2 separate regions of the Mus musculus genome follow, and region 1 is linked to region 2. Evidence: chromatin contacts called from ENCODE Hi-C or POLR2A ChIA-PET data. All regions are on one chromosome and are shown on one strand. Each heading gives the region's core, a stretch centred on a gene start or an enhancer-like site at or near the end of the contact. The rest is flanking DNA. Distances are from core to core; before and after follow the strand shown.

The links. A loop is a pair of places that touch in the nucleus more often than their neighbours do. ChIA-PET counts read pairs that join two places held with the same protein, here RNA polymerase II (POLR2A).
Region 1: POLR2A ChIA-PET joins it to region 2 with 31 read pairs in embryonic stem cell. The contact joins the enhancer-like site here to the promoter of Ppp2r5a in region 2. A Hi-C loop is called at or near these places in 2 of 37 maps with a recorded cell type or tissue (both v-Abl transformed pro-B cells). POLR2A ChIA-PET finds 5 or more read pairs at or near these places in 4 of 5 experiments (Patski and embryonic stem cell).

The regions. Positions count from the first base shown.
Region 1 is chr1:191,435,541-191,438,240 of GRCm38, reverse strand. It overlaps Gm32200 (predicted gene, 32200), which reads left to right. Exons shown (of 6, transcript NR_151615.1): 6 at 261-1,901. Among named protein-coding and RNA genes, the nearest start is that of Gm31987, 4.1 kb to the right of the region's middle. Within about 2 kb of position 1,425, at least 1 of the 3 ENCODE cell types and tissues checked has a DNase peak (open chromatin) inside an H3K27ac peak, as active enhancers do.
Region 2 is chr1:191,395,738-191,398,517 of GRCm38, reverse strand. It overlaps Ppp2r5a (protein phosphatase 2, regulatory subunit B', alpha), which reads left to right and starts at 1,477. Exons shown (of 13, transcript NM_144880.4): 1 at 1,477-2,282. The coding sequence starts at 2,102.

The DNA of each region.
Region 1 (2,700 bases), core at 176-2,675, 40 kb before region 2:
AGGTTCTATTAAGAAATGACTGGTGTGGGTCTGGGGTTGCTGGTGTCCTGAGGTGCCTGCTGGTGCTGAAGCAGAATCGTCACCCAGGGACGTTGGGCCTCAGACACAGCTGGCATGGGATGAGTCCCTGGGTTCTGTACCCATTCCCCTTGCCTAATCTGGAAGAAAGCAGGGTGATCAACAAGGCCTTGCCAAGGAAGAGAATGATATTCAAAAGTGTGATTATTTTACAGCTATCATTTGTTTGTTCTTTCCTGTAGGAGCCACCCGGACAGCTACGTGGTGGAGAGAAAGCCTGGGGATGCCACGCTGTGTGACTGGGTCCAGTCCCGTGGTCAGTCAAGGAGTTGGTTGCAGCCTTCGAGGCCTGCCTTCAGTGCAGCCTCCCAGTGAGGCCTGCCGCTTGTCTGGGCCTTAAGTCCCTCCCTGGCCTCCTCTTTGGTGAGGTTTCTGAGTCCCCCTAGACATTGACCGTTTCTGCTTCTCATGAGCAAAGACATCTTGCAGGTACCTGCTGGAACCTGCCACATCAGATCCCACCTGCTTCTGTGTTCCCAGGTCTTCTGGGAAAGATGAGGTAGAATCTCTGATGTTCCCAGTAAGGTAGATAAGCTACCTTCCAGGGGGCAGCATCTATACGGCTGCCACTGTTGTGTGGTTCCAGGTAAATGCCAAGATCTTTGTGCCCCAGCTGACCGGTCAGCCCCATTCACAAGGGCAAGCTTCCCTTAGGCAAGGAGAAACGAAGATGAGTGGCAGAGAGGGGGAGGGGCCACTGAGCCATCTCCAAGGCTCCTTCCAGGTCTGTGATTCTAGGATTATAGTCATCTTTCAATTTTTTATTTTTATTCTTTTATTTTGCATTTATTTATATTTTTTTTACTTTTGTACTACTGGAGGTTGAACCTAGGGCATTATACATGCAAGGCAGAACTTTATCATGGAGTTGGCATGTTCCCAGCCCTAAAATTGTAACAGTGAGCTGAAGATAGCTTGAACCTGGGCCAAACACCCCAGGGGAAGAGGAGGAAGGAGAGGAGGAAGAGAAAAAGGAGGGAGGGAGGGGGAGGGAAGAAGGAGAGGAAGAGGCAGAAGAGGAGGAAAGGAGGGAGGGAGGAGGAGGAAGAGGAGGAGGAAGAAGAAAAGAGGAAAGAACAAGACAAACAAAAGAAATGGAATGTCCAAGGGGGTGAATGGGGAGCATTAGAAAACCTTTAGAATTCCCATTTGAGCCTTGTCTGCATTCAGGACCATTCTTCAGCAAGGCTCTGCTCTCAAGAGTGTCTAGATTAACCAGCACCAGACTTCAATCACATGCCCAGTCTGGCTAATTGCTGCGGCCTGAGGTACCAAAAGGGCAAGTGACTGGAGGGTTGGCACCTGGGCCTCCTGCCTCTGAGTCCCGAGTGTCACTTCCAGCTGGTTTGATTTGCCCTTCCCAGTGTGTGTGGTCATGCCTTGTCCTTTCCTAAGCCCCCTGAGCATTTTCCCTGTGGTTTCATAGTTCACTCTGCTTGTTGGAGTGGGATGGGGCTTTACAGACCTGCTGTGTTACCCTCCAGTCGTTAACTATGAGATCTGAACATAGTTAACCTGTGCTCTAGTCTTCTAATCTCCAAAACAAGACCACTGGAAGCCAGTGTGCAGAGTCACTGTCTCACTCGCGAGAGAGGCCCTGTCTCAAAAAGCACCCTGTGCCCCCAAATTAAAAAACAAACAAAGCCAGGCGTAGCTGTGCGTGCCTTTGATCTCAGTGCTGGGAAGCAGAGCCAGACAGATCTCTGCGAGAGCAGCTCAGCTTTGTCTCCATAGTGAGTTCCAGGACAACCAGGGCTACATAGAAAGACCCTGTCTCAAAAACAAAAAAATAAAATAAGAATTAAATAAAATGCGTAGAAATGATATGGTTTTGTGTGCCCATCTCCTGCTTAAACTGTGTATACCTGCCTATTAGGAGCTGTGTGGTCTTGAGCAAACGACCGTGCCTCGGTTTCCTGCACTGTAACACAGGTAGAGATGAACGCTACCTGTATCAGTGGGCTTTGATTAAATGAGTTAATACTTGTTAAGATGCTTGTCTGTAGATCACAGGTGGTGTGCGCAGGACCCCAGCTGTTAGTGTGGCTAGAGAATGCCCCAGGAGAATGCCAAGGGAATAAAACCAACTCCAAATCTCTACCTGTGGCACCTGGGACTCTAAGCATATGGCCGATTCCCAGGAGCTTCCTGCTCGGAGTTATTCTGGCAGCCTACCTCTCTCCACTCATATGAAGGTGTCTTGGTGGCTGCTGAGCCATCAGTCCTGTGTTTTGTGGCACAGATGTGTCAGAAGGTGCATTGGACAGGAAAGCCAGGGTGTGGGACTTGGGTTGTCCTGGGAATACAGGCTCCCTGGAAGGAGTTGTCACTCAGAGTGAGCCTCTGAGTTTCATCAGCACTGATAATGTCCGAGGCCGTTCTCTGGGTAGCTATCAGGGCATGATCTTCTAACCTGTGAGCAGAGGAAGGAGATAACAAGGCTCCCCTGAGGCTGGCAACTGGCTTTGTGCTCTCCAGGGAGAAGTGCTTGGGAAGGCTGCCATGGGGGAGGGGAGCTCAGCTGCTGGCCCAGCTGCTTGCTCACTGCTGGTCCAAACTGGCTATGCTGGATCTGCAAGGAGAGGACACTCTCACAAGTCAGCAGAATCAGTCACGGTTGGA
Region 2 (2,780 bases), core at 228-2,727:
TCTGTACATCAAACATATTCCCCTTCCATTAATCCCTTTAATTCCCTTGGACAACTTCTTATGCTTAGCTTTTATTTCGCAAATTCTTGATTTAATGTACCTATGTAAAATCTAGGAATCGCAAGCAAAAGGAAACAAGATATTTATGTTTTTGAAACTGGCTTATTCAGCCTAATATGATTATCTCCAGTTGGACCTATTTTCCTACATGTTATTTCGTTCTTTATGGTGGAAAAATATGTGTATACACACCATATTTCCGTTATACATTCTTCTGTTGTTATATAATTTGGTTAAGCAAATGTTTTGAGTGTAGGTTTAGAACTCTACTTTTGCATACTTCTCGATCCTCCTCAAGCATTAGGCCAGCCTACTTAACCTCCGTTTTTATGTCAAAAGGAAAAGGTGTGGGACTTGCAGAAGAGACTGCAGAGCAAAGGGGGCACTATGGGCAGGCGGGATCACTTTCTGTTGAAGCATCATACGGATGCCCAAAGCTAACATGAGCAGTTCTTGGCTTTAAATATAAAACTTAGACGGAATCTCTTAGGAAGAGATTCCCCAAATCAGCTAATCTGAACTTGACTACAGATGACTGAAGGGCCTCAGCAGAAGAGGTTAAACTTGGGCTAAGTTCGAAACGGGAAACTTCTTTTCAGAGGGCCTAGACTTGCAGAGCTCTCTGAAGTGGTAGAGACGAGCTTGCCCAAACCCCACGCGAGATCAGCGATCAGCGAACCGCGGCGCCAAGACCTCGGGAGCTACAAATGGACTCCCCAACCACCAATTACGCGGTTTAGGACCGGAGAGGAGAAGGCCCGCCCAAGAACGTAGCCCCGCGCTCCGATTGGACAAGCTCATTTCTCTCCCGGGGCTCCTTCGCCTGTCAATCACGTTGCTCTGACACGACCTTGGCCCCGCCCCCGTTCGACTGACGCAATGCTTGGTGTTCTTGGGCACCCCGGCCCTCGCTTCATGTTCTCATTGGTAAGCAGGGCGCAAAGAGAGGGAGGACGCTCTTCTGCTTTCTGAGCTGCCTGTGTAGTTTCCCTCTTAACGCGCTGTCTGGAGAACAATCCCAGCCTGGAGCCTAGCGCAGGCGTACACAAGAGCCGACAGCGGCGCGGCGTTTCCCCTTTCTCCCTCCCGAGAGCTTTCCTTTACAGTTGTGACGCACAAGGCACCCCGCTCACTGCCTTCACTTGCGATTGGTTGTGGCCCGCGTCTGTCACGTAGCCCCTCCCTCCCACCCAGCTATGGACTCTTGATAGACAGCCGGGAGGCCACGCCCCCACCCCCGTCTGCCGCTTAGCCCTGCGATTGGCCGAGGGCACTGGCATGCTTTCCCGCCCCGGCCCCCTCCGGAGACTCCGGAGGCTAGTGGGACCCCGCGGAAGTTGTCAGTCAAACTCCTTCCTCCACCCCCCGCGAGGACCTCCCCCGGGCCGCGGGAGCGCGCACGCACGCGCACCGAGTCCCCCCTCACCCGAACCAGCCACCCTCTCAAGTTGTAGCAGTTGCTTCCCGGGCGTGCTCCGTGGGCGGCCGGTGGGCGCGGGAGGCTGAGCGAGGGCGACGCTCCAGGGATCCAAGGATCCAAGGATCGGGGTACGGGTGGCCGCCCCGGGCGATGAGGGGCCATCGCTGACAGGAGAACGAGCGCTCGGCAGCGGCTCGCGCGGACCCGCGATGGAAGCGCCCCGGGAGGAGGCTCCCGGCCGGGCGGACAGCGCGGGCGGCAGCCGCTGAAGACCTGTCCGGACTCCGCGCGCTAAGGGGCCGCGAGGCGCGCCCGGCGTCCGCACCCGCGCGCTCGCCCCAGCCGTCCAAACTTCGGGCTCGCCTCCGCCCGCCCTCGTCGCCGGGCGTCAGCAACTTGTGCGGCCCGCGCGCCCCCGCCCTCCCCTCCGCCAGCCCCGGGAGGCGGCCGCGCGGCGCGGGGATGCGGCCGTGAGGCGCTGTCGGGTGAGGAGCAGCTCGCGGAGCGCGAGGGCGGCGCGGCCGGGGCCCGGGGCGCAGGGGCGCAGGCCCGCCGTGCCCGTCCCCCGCCGATTGCCCGGGCCAGCCGCCGCGGGAGGCGCCGATCGCCCGGGTCGCCGAGATGTCGTCGCCGTCGCCGCCCGCACCAGTTGCCTGCGCCGCCATCTCGGCCTCGGAGAAAGTGGACGGCTTCACCCGGAAATCGGTGCGCAAGGCGCAGAGGCAGAAGCGCTCTCAGGGCTCGTCGCAGTTCCGCAGCCAGGGCAGCCAGGCGGAGCTGCACCCCCTGCCCCAGCTCAAAGGTAACCCCCGGCCGCCCCTGGCCCGCGCTCCCGGGGCAAGCCCTACTCCCCTTCCCACCTGCGCGCTTGCCCCGCCTGCCCTTGCCTTGGCGATTTCAGGGTCCCCAGAGGTACCTGCGCTCCCTTCCCTCGTCCAGTCTTTCGACTCCCTGCCTCGCTGAGCCTCAACCCTGGTTTTCTCCAAGCTTAGCTAGTTCTTCTCTTTCTCTGTTTGTCCCTCAGTTGTCACATCCAGGGTCCAAACAAACTGCTGCCGAGTTAGCTGGCCTTTAGACGTAGCTATATAGAACTAGCTTAAAACCGGGACCAGGTGACAGATCTTACTGTCTCGTTAGACGTAAATGTTATACCTCAGAAGACCTCGATTGTCTTTGGAGAGGTTATGAAGGAAGAGTAATTTCTTTGCCGTGGAACGGGAACTTGGTTAGCGCGGCTATGCTTCCAAGGACTTTGTAAGGTTTTGTAAGTAATTCAGATTGGTATCCGTGCCTAATGCCT